2 separate regions of the Homo sapiens genome follow, and region 2 is linked to region 1. Evidence: chromatin loops called from intact Hi-C (ENCODE). Cell type or tissue: heart left ventricle. All regions are shown on one strand. Links, peaks and the distances in the headings refer to the core of each region. The heading gives the core; the rest is flanking DNA. Region 1 has its middle 340 kb from the start of LINC00693. Region 2 overlaps RBMS3 (RNA binding motif single stranded interacting protein 3).

What was found. Peaks named below come from ENCODE experiments on the same cell type or tissue, not always from the same donor. Only the 100,000 strongest peaks of a DNase experiment are listed, where the experiment ranks them.
Region 2: it touches region 1 in a loop (3-fold over the local background); 46 of 110 quality-filtered maps call a loop at or near these places.

What each region holds. Positions count from the first base shown.
Region 1 is chr3:28,914,778-28,920,172 of GRCh38, forward strand. No RefSeq gene overlaps it. Among named protein-coding and RNA genes, the nearest start is that of LINC00693, 340 kb to the left of the region's middle. In heart left ventricle, for the core only: a CTCF peak has its summit at 2,046; a DNase peak (open chromatin) is centred at 2,154; H3K4me3 peaks cover 1,170 bases; H3K27ac peaks cover 1,369 bases.
Region 2 is chr3:29,772,763-29,778,157 of GRCh38, forward strand. The region is part of intron 6 of RBMS3 (RNA binding motif single stranded interacting protein 3); the gene reads left to right. Among named protein-coding and RNA genes, the nearest start is that of RBMS3-AS2, 130 kb to the left of the region's middle. In heart left ventricle, for the core only: no CTCF peak of the experiment used is centred there; no DNase peak of the experiment used is centred there.

The DNA of each region.
Region 1 (5,395 bases), core at 62-5,061:
TATTGAGTTGAATTAGGCAATCTAATGACTTCTAAGCCTAAGGTGTTATGAGCTTATAGGTTCTGTTTGTCTTTACTTTTTAACTCCAAAGGCAAACTTTTAATATCTTAAAATCACCCTTCTTATATTATAAGATGTCTGGGTGAAGATAGTAAACAAAACTATTTAGGGAAGTCTAAATGTATTTGGCTTGCTATTCTTTGACAAATCTTAGCTGAAATTGACATTAACCATGACATATATATGTTATCATGCTCTATCTCTATTTATGATTGTTGCTTTGCACTGCTGTCATTCTTCAGAAGTTTCTTTCTTTTGACTTTCCTTAGAATTAGCTTTAGCGATGAATGAAACTTCAAATTTGTACAGTTTAATATGCTTTTAAATAACTAGAGTAAGACTTTTATATTCTCATTTTAGGTATTATGCAGACTGTAAATGCAAATTTTTACAGCCTAGGTGTGTAGGCAATGGGCAAGTTTACAATCTGCATTAATACTATAATTTCAGCTACATTTATTAACACCTACCCTTTGTGGGACAGACTTATGATCACTTCATGTGCTTTATCTCATTTAATCTTTACAAAAATCCTCTCATATAGATAACACTCTCATGTTATCAAAGCTTTAGAGAATTTAAGTTATTTATCCATAGTGATTCAGAGCAAAAGCTTTATAGCACTGTACCTCATATTACTAGAGAGTAGAAAGATTTATTTTGAATATACAAGAATCTGCCATTCCATTCCACTTTTTCCCTTTTCCAACCCAGAATCAGATACCTTGAAAATTCCCTTTTATACTTTTCTTTTTTCCCCTACCAGCTACACATAAAAAACAAAACAAAACAAAAAAGGAAAACAAAAAATAAATTTCTGTAATCATTTCTTCTACCCATCCTATTAACAAGTTTTAGTCCTAAACATTTAGGACTGCTTCCAAAAGTTAAGTGGTTTTTTTTTTTTTTAATGTTCTACTTAGTTGAGGCTAAACTGTGCCATGTCCCAAACCATCATCCTTACAGTGTTCTTAAAATGTCTCCAAGTCTCACTTAAAACAATCAATCAACTGGGACCATTCATTGGAGTCCACAGTGGGTAGATCCCTGACCTAGTTCCCATGGAGAGTAACCAAAGAAAAGGAAGACTGCCAGCTCACTGAAACACAAAGAGACATAAGAACACATTCAGAGGGATACATGGAGCAGGGATGAATTAATCGAACGTTAGGGGGTCAACCAGCTTATCTGTTGTATTTCTATAGGACATTGACTACCATAGCTGAGTGTATTATTAAAACTTTTTCAATGCAAATATTATAAAAGGCATTCTGCAGTGAGAGCAGATTCCCTGACTTTGTATTCATCCTGTCCATGCAGGATTAGTCATTGATTTCAGCAACAAGGAGCACATACAGTATCTTTACCTGCTGCTGATTGCCTCACTTTCGTTCACCGCACAGACCATAGGAGGCAGCGACGTCACATAGTGGGATATGTTAATCCAACCAAGTCTCTAAATACACAGCCAAGCTTATTGAGACAGAGCTGTGACGTTCCTGGAACAATTTTTTAATCCTGTTTTGTTTATATGAGTGAATTTGCTTTCCTCGTGGATAAATCCTTTGAGAGCAACTCTCATTGGATGCCCTATTGGAAAGGGGCCAGCTTTGGTATCTAAATCCTTAGTTCTTTATTAGTTTGGGAACCATAAAAAATACTTTAGACAATGAAAACTTCTCTCTTTTTCCTCTCCATCTCTCTCCCTGCTTTTCTCCTTCAAGTATATGCACAATCATACTATTCCTCAATTAAAATGGAGTTTGGCGTAAATAAATAACTTCTAAAATCATAGAATGGGAAAAGTCCTCTCTATCCTAGAATTCTAGGGAGAATAATTATAAAAAAAATACTTTAGTACATGAGTACTCTGAATTTCAACTGAAATGTCTTTAGCTAGAAGTCCCATGCATGTTCAGAGAGACGATTATCTGCTTGGATATAGGGCTTGGCAGAAATCACTTTTCAGTTCAGACATGGGATGGCGACAGAGTCTCATTAGGCTAATTTTATTTACAGGGCAGCCTGGTTTCCTGTGCTGTGAGCTGGGTGCTTATTCAGCTGCCTTGGCTTCGGTGGGCTTGCCGCACAGCGTATTTTTGTTTCCGAACTATTTTGGCCCTGGAAGGATGTCTGGCCTCGTTTCACTTTCGGAACTCTGATGAAAGCCACAGAAGTTTCCAGGGAGCCTGAGCAGGCTACTTGTGGGGCCCTTCCTCCTACAGCGTAAATGGCTACTGGAGGGTGACTTATGATCTGGGAAGAGCCCCTGTATCTGGAGACTTTCACCTTTGCAGAGGAAAGAAATTCTCGCTATAGGTGGCATTGACCTCCCTGTTCTGCATCTTCAAGGCAGGACTTAAATCCCGGAGGGCCTTCGATCTGCTACTTTACTTATTAGTATGGGTAGATGTGGGGTCTTATTATACCCTCCTCTGCCAACGCAGGATACTGCGTGTTAGTACTTATTACAGAGGGTGTGAGAAAAACGGAACAAGAATCTCAATTTGACTTTGAGGGTGCTATTATTGTTTTTGCTCCACGTGTTCATTCAAATACTAATATACTCACACATTAACAGGGTACCTACACACATATTCTCTCATGTATGCATCACAACACATGGCTGAAGGAGGGAGAGATGGTGATGATATATGCCTATTTTAAAGAAGGCTCAGAGGGGCCAAGTAATTTATGCAGGTCACACAGCTCAGAGTGCTAGAGCTGGAGTTTAAACAGAAGTCTGACAAATGATCATTGATTACCTTTTTTGTGACTCAGAGAAATGGTCTTAGCCAAAATTAATATGTTTGTTATGTTAATCTTCAGAAATTATTAGTCACAATAAACATTGTTCACATTTTGAAAACAATTATAGAATCGCATTTGCTCAGATCACAAGATGATACTGATAATTGCCGAGAAATCAAATCATAACTAAATTTAAGTTTACATGTTAACAAGGAAAATTAAACATCCTTTCAAAATGTTTGCAGCAGATAAAGTTATATTTTATGTTAGGTGTAGCTGCATTGAATATGCTGTAAATGAAAGGGATTGAGTTCTGCTAACATAAAAGTCGGGGGGCTTACAAGCGTTGGTTGGTTCTGAAAGCTGATGCATTTTCACTTTAGGACTGTGCAAATGTACTTATTTATGCATATATAGCCATGAAGTGTAACCAGGGCTAGTCCCAAACTAACTCAGACCATCAGCTCCCTTTACCAAGCCCATGCTATCTCTGAGTGTATTAAGGGCTTTGCTTATGTTATGTTGTAATTACTCATCACTAACAAATAGCTTGTAAGGTACCATTTGCCTGATGAAGACATGCAGAACCAGAAAGTAAGACATTATTTTAGAAACAGAGAAATGACTTGGAGCGTAGGCCTAACTCAAAAGCCCATGCTTGTCACCTAAATCTCCCAGAGATAGAGCCCCAGGCATTTAGCAAGATCTCTTGCTCCTAAAAGCTGCCTCCATGTGCCTTCCAACCCTAGAGCTTCTTAAGTATTGCAATTACCGGGAAGTAAGGGAGATCAGAACCTTCTACTCTCATTCCACATTCCTAAAGTTGACAAACTCAGATTGCAATTGAAATGTATTTGAAATGTCAGATGTTTAAATTTGTTTTAGTGCAAGTTTGATGAAATAAGAACTTTAAACAATTATATATATCTTTCAGGACAGAAAATAGAAAAGAAAAAGAAAGTATTTGCTTCAGTGGCTTGCTAAAGGCTTCTCTTATCTTGAAAGACCTGGGTAATTGCCTCAATTTTCCACTTCTCTTTTCATGTCCAGATAGGGCCTCATTTTTTTTGAGAGTTTTTTCTACCAACTGGTTCCACTATATTTGAAGTTTTCAATTGTCTCAAGTAGAATGTAATAAGGTCTTTTTCTTAGGTACCTCTTGTAAAAGTATTTTAGAAGATTATTAGAATATGTATACTTGAGTTGGCAGTGTTAGCAAATATTCACATCCCTTCAATGGCAGTAGCTTTGTGGGATGATAGAAATTGTGCAGTAAGTTGGGACTATAATCAGCCATTAACATTAAACATCAGGTATAAATGTCATTCTTCTGTTTCACCTCCACCTCTAAAAAAAAAAAAAATTACGTTGCATTTTGAACTAAATCCTTCCCAACTGTGAGTTTAAAATGTTAATGATCTAAAATTTTCTTAGATACTCAAAATGAAGTTTTTATTTTTCTAGATTTTTAAGGTTGAAAAATCAAAACAAGATATTTTAGAATCAATTTCTTCAGCAGCTGAAATTGTTTTTTGTAACATTTTGCTCAAAAACAATTTCCGTAGTAGAATCATCAACCAGAAAATCAGGACCGATATGGAAAATGCTATAGCCAGATGGGGACTACAGTTGGGTAGCAAAGTGTTTGGAATATAAAGAAGAAATAGTCTGTAAATTTCATAATGGGGAAATTGGATGAGAAGTTCAAATTTATCATCTCAACTTTGTGATTGATCCAAAGGCAACTCTTGGCACTTGAATCCTACTTGGTCTTCTTTGTGCAACTAGATTTCCTGACTTAAGGGAACCCAGTTGGTAGATGGGAAAAGTTACAGTTATAGTCATGGTTCAAATGTGCTACTAAGTTTACCTAACTTCTAATTACTGTCTTAAATTACCTCAGCAGGTTCAGTACTTAGAAATGTGCTTTTATGTGGAGATTATCTTAACATCTAGAAAATAATGAAATACTATATTATATCCTTATATGAATAATATATTCAAATATTCATTTATATTTGATGCCCACAGATTTTTAGCTTATAGCACTCCAACAAAGAGCCAAGAAAATAAGCCTTTTTCTTAGAGTCCAGAGGCAGCGAGTGAACCTTTGTAAAATTGGTGAAAAGTACTCCTGTATCTTTTTCTCATTATTCAAAAAGTCATAAGCAAGATTTGAAAATGTAATATGGGGGGCGGTGAGCAGAACAGTTTGTGTCCTGCCTTCAGAGGTAGTAACTGGTTTTTGGTGAGTCCTGAAGTTCACCAGTGAGAAGGTAGTGATTAAATAACTACTTGTCTTCTAAATGCAAAACTGAGGTCTTATCTAGGAAACCAGATGAAGATATGGTGGGTCTGTCTTGCCCTCTCATTTATTTGGCATTGGTTGTCTATCCATCAATCCATTCATTCAATCATTTGACAATTGAGTGCTTATTTTATTCCAGGCATAGTGTTAATTGCTGGGGACAAAACAGTGAACAAGATTGAAGAAGTTCTGTTCTCCATGGAGCAAAATGGGCAGTTGCAATAAAGTATGCCAAGCCCATGGTAAAATTATGTAAAGTGATGAGGGTGGATGTAG
Region 2 (5,395 bases), core at 301-5,300, 860 kb after region 1:
AATAAAGAATCATCTCAGAATCATTAGAGTTGCTTGTGTGTTAAATAGAAAAAAAAATCTTGTTAGTTATTTTAACTTCACAGTTTCTTTATAACTGCTCATAAGCACATATTACTATAGAAGACTGTTCAGCATCTGAAACAAGAAGCTTTGGGAAGTCCTTATATCTTAGAGCACATTGTTTTTTATTCAAAGAAATAAAATATGAACTTAAACTATCTGACACCATAAGTATGCCAGGAAAATAATCCTAATTGCTAATCTAAATTCATGTAAATGTGTATCTCTTGGGTCTCAACCTTAATACTTGCTTTCAATAATTCCTATTCTTGAAAAGTTATTAGGGCCTAGAAAAACAGAATGGAGCTCCTCGAGGTTATAATCAACTTTAAGTTTTAGATGATTATATCTCAAGCATAGACCATGCTCACACCCCTACTCATTGTCCCATGAAACGGGGATTGTCCTAAAGCTCTAAATGCCCTAAATCTTTCATCTGAAAGCTTAGTTTTGAGACACACATTAAAAATTTAGAGGTGGTGAATATGCATACTTATTATATATTTAGAAAGATAGATAATGCTTATGATAAAATAATTTTAAAAATTAAGTGCATTTTCAAAAATGTGTTTCTTAGCCAAAGTTATTACACATTCCATATTATTCCTATAGCAAGATTGGGAGGCTGTACATATGAAAACATAACCATTTTCTATTGAACTGAGTGTGAGACACATTTTGGACCAGAGGTTTATATCAAACAGTTGCACTAGTTGACCCGCTGAGATGCCCTAAAGAAAAAGAACTCAAGAATTTAAGTTGATTTCCAGCTGTTTGTTATTAGAGCAAATGTTAGTGCTCCCGGAGTGTTTGCCCGTGGCCATCAACCAGCACCTGCATCTCTTTCATTAGGTAGACTGCCCTTAGGCTGCAGCAGCCTGTTTTGCCTGTGAGCAGTGAGAGTCAGAAGTACTTGGGAATTTACATCCCCATTCGGGGCCATCCATAAACAGTGATTGACAGCTGTTGGAGTATCAATATCCCAGTTCTTCTGCTTCTGATGAGAATACCCTGTGTATGATGTATACTATCTCTATAGCTTTCCTGAAGGATTCAAACAGTTACAGTTTGTGGGGCTGTCTAACACCACATCCTTGCTTGACTCCTTCACTTCCTGGTCCCAATTCCCAAGTCCCTTACTGGCTTTCCCTGAAAATACTTCCTAAGAATTCATGTTCACAAGCAACCTTGTTTCAAAGTCTGTTTCTGGTGAACCCAAACTAAGGTATTATATTCATACAGACACTAAATTTGTTATTCTATGATCTATTATTTTCATTAATGTTTTGAGTTTTACAGTCTCATCTGTAAAATGTACTCAAGTTAACTGAATCCCTCAGGATAGATTGAGGGAGGTTTCAAAAGTGAATATAAAATTCCTCAAATTCCCTCACTTCACTGGAAATAGACATACTAGACACTCTAAGTAAGGCAGCACTTGTTTATAGGTAGCTGGCTTCTTTATAAAAGGGATACACCATTTAAATGTTGATAAAGTGTGTGTAACAGCAGATAAAACCGTGATCAGGTCTCCTGTGAGTGAGCAATCACCGGCCGATTATCACTGAGCTAATCACAATATGTCTTAATAAAGGTCCATTCAAAAGAATGAAAATTGTATCCATATATAAGACAAAGGGGTTTTAAAATAAAAAAATCTTAGCAAAGTGTACAAAAGCACTGAAGAAAAATATTGAAACTAATATGTTTTTACACATAATCATTTTAAGATGGTATAGTGAGCTTGATACAAAGGGTGTTACAGAGACCGCTGGAGGTTCCTAAGATCCTTTCTGGTGGTCTACAAGGTCAAAAATATTTTTATCATAATACGAATTCATTATTTGCCTTTTTCACTCTGATTCTCTCATGAATGTAAAGTGGAGTTTTCCAGGGGCTACATGATTTGAGATGTGGCAAAAGCTGGAATATGGAAGCAAATGTTAGAATCCAGCTGTCTTTTATTAAGCCAGAAATTACAAAGCCACTCTTCTCTTTTTTATTCTGTTTTTGAAAATAGTGTTTTTAAATAAAAGTGTATGATTTATGTCAATATGTAACAGGACTATTATTATTTTAAAATAAATAAACATCTAAATTTTTTTATTTTATGTTTTAATGGTGTCAATAAATATAACGTGTCTAAACAAGTTTTGGGGGATCTTCAATAATTTTTCAGAGTGTAAAGAGGCCCTGAGACAAAAACAAAAAACAAACATAGAAAACAGCCGATATAGAGTCAAATTCAAGCCCTTCATCTTAGAAAAGATGAAGAAAGATAACCAAGATAAAGGCGAAGTTTAAAATACGCTCTCACTTTTTTTGGTCTTATTTTGAGAACCTACGTATGTTCTAGGAAGCTAGTTTTAATGGAGCAATTAAAAAATAAATTTCAATTAAATGAGTTCTACCAGTTTTTTTTTATTTTTTTATTTTTTATTTATTTTTTTTTTTTGGTAAACAAGCATTCAGGCGCCTAATCTATAGTGAGTGTTTTGTTTTATTTTTTTAAATGCAGAGGCAATGGTTAGTCTTCTGAACATTTGCATTCTCATTTTCATTAGCAAATAGCATATTGTTTGACAGAATATGTGAATGTTGTATTAAGACAATGTATTTAAGCAGCGTGTGTGGCATGCTGCAATTGTGGGAATGGAATTATGTGAATTTGTGAGTAGCATGCGAATGAGTCTGCCCACAATTTAGGGAGAGTTTAAGACTAATATCTAAGAGCCAGAAAGCTAACCACAGATGCCACATGGGAGCTGTGTTATCATCATAAGAACTATTCTGTGTTGCTTCTTTTAGTCGCTGCTAATTTCAGATAATGTTCATCTTACATCTGGACTTCACCAGTGTGAGTGCTATTCACCATGTGGGACATATCTTAAGTACGTACGACCTTCCAGGTTTGCTAGTTGTAGTACATGATAATAATAAAAATGATAATAATATATTTAAACACTAGCATGCAACTAATTGAACACTGTATATTATTAGTGTTCACATAAAATCTTAAAAAAATTTCAGAAATAGTAAAGTCTCCTATTGTAGAGTCACATAATCATGATTTCATTAAGCTTATTGCATCTTTACCTAATTTGAATGATCTCTAAGGAAAGTAATTCTCTAGTCATCTTTTGTAACTAGTTGTAATTTTATCTGAATGAATCCATGTAATAGATAAAATAATTTAAGATAAAATTCTCATATAATTTATTTTTAAAGGACGCAACTCAATATTTGCTTACATCATTTAACAGCCCCTTCATTTCTTGCATCCCAAAGACAAGCATTTTACATCTTTGCTACACCTATATGATGTTAAAGAAAAGAGCGCCATTCGTCCAGCTTATGATATGCTTTCTATGAGATCCTCACGGCCAGGATCCCCTTTGCCCTTTATGAATTTAATTTCTGGAAGAACATATGCTACAGAGAATACCACCTTTGCCTTTGGAATCAGATGGACTTTGGTTTGACTTATGCTGCTGTCTCTTTTTTACGTTTTAACTTGAACAAGTTATTTAGCGTCTTGCCAGGTTCCTCATAGAACCTAATTGTTCCGCACCCATTAACTCGTCATTTAACATTAGGTATATCTCCTAATGCTATCCCTCCAACATGGTACATGTATACATATGTAACAAGCCTGCATGTTGTGTACATGTACCCTAAAACTTAAAGTATAGTAAAAAAAACCTAATTGTCCCATTTGATGTTAACAATATCTCCTTTACAAGTGTTTCTAGAATTAACTGAGAGATTTTCTATAGCCCCACAAAGAATTCTGGCAAGAAATGGTAGATAGTATTAGTAGCATTATTAGTGGCATCTGTTAGCCTCATGAGAATTATTTCATCAACATCCACCTTCTAGGCTAGAAGTATAATTTAATAGTTGACGTCTCTGAATGACATCATTGATGAGCATTATCTGGTACATGGGGTATATAAGGTACACATCCTTTGCAACTAGGTAAGGACTACCCTTCCATTTTGAGCCTTATGTACAGCTCATTCTAGAATGGTATCCATTAAATTATACATGTCCATGTTAGAGGTTGACAGTTTTCTGAGATAATTGGAAAGAGTATAGCATCAAAGAAATATTTACCTTGAATTTGCTCTGGTAATTCTCAGATTCATAAACAGTGGTCCCATTTATTATGGGACCATGGCAGCTGTGTTAATGTAGTCATACACAAATTTGTATGATCCCAAACTTCTTGTAAAGTTTTCCCAGCATATCATTGCACCTCTAGTTCCCAGGGCCTGCATTCCCCTCATTCCACTCTTATTTCCCAAAGAAATTCTGTTCAACTACAATACTTTTCATGCAGATTTTCCTGATTTCCAACTTCCCTTTCCTTAACTCTCACTGTACGGCATTAAATGCTTTTCTCCTATACTGGGTGTCTATTTGTGACATGTAGCCTCATTTAACAACTGTTGTATGCTTATCTTATCCCACTGGATGGCAGAATTATGCCTTTGTTATTCTTTTATCTCCTCCAATACCTACCATTTGAACATACGATGTTTGATATAGACACACTAAATTGAATTTAAAATAGTCGAGCATATTATTCTAGTGTGATTTCCTAATATTGCCTTAATTCTCTCTTAATGCGTTTTATTAGTAAATGCTTATAAAGTGAATGCAGAAACCATCAACTATGATGATTCCACATAGAAATATATGACATAATACTTTTTTTGGTACATTTTAAAACACTTAAACCTCAAAAACCTTCTTTCAAATGGAAGACAATGTTTAAAAGCACAAGAACCCTTTTCATTTTTATAAAGATTAAATTATCTTTCCATTCTGCTTCCTGCTTTCTATTGCTACTTTCTCCAGATTAATTTTTTTAAAGAGTATTGACCTATGGACATTAAACACAAAAGGAATATAAAATAAATGCGTTGGAATACCAAACATCCTGTTGGTTGTTACAATTCTACAACAACAATTAGATTTTTTTTTCTAATTAAAATCATTTGAAATCACAGTTTTTGTCTTCTCAGAGGTTTCTCTTTTCCCAAAGTTTCCTTCAGGTCCTGTCCTTGTAGTACATTGGGGTTGTAGTGGCCTGTGCCACCAGGAGAATGGATTCATTAACCTTTACATTGATTTGAAGTGTCGTTCAAATAAATACTTATACTCTTTTTCTCTGATGGCTTAGTGAAGTCCTTTATCAATAGCACTGATATCTCCCCTTGACCTTTGCCTCCTGTTCATTCAGAAAATTTCCATCAGGCTGTTTTATTTACATTTGCAATCTCTTGCTACCTCAGTTAAGTTTGGCACAGAAATGTATTAGTCCTGGATC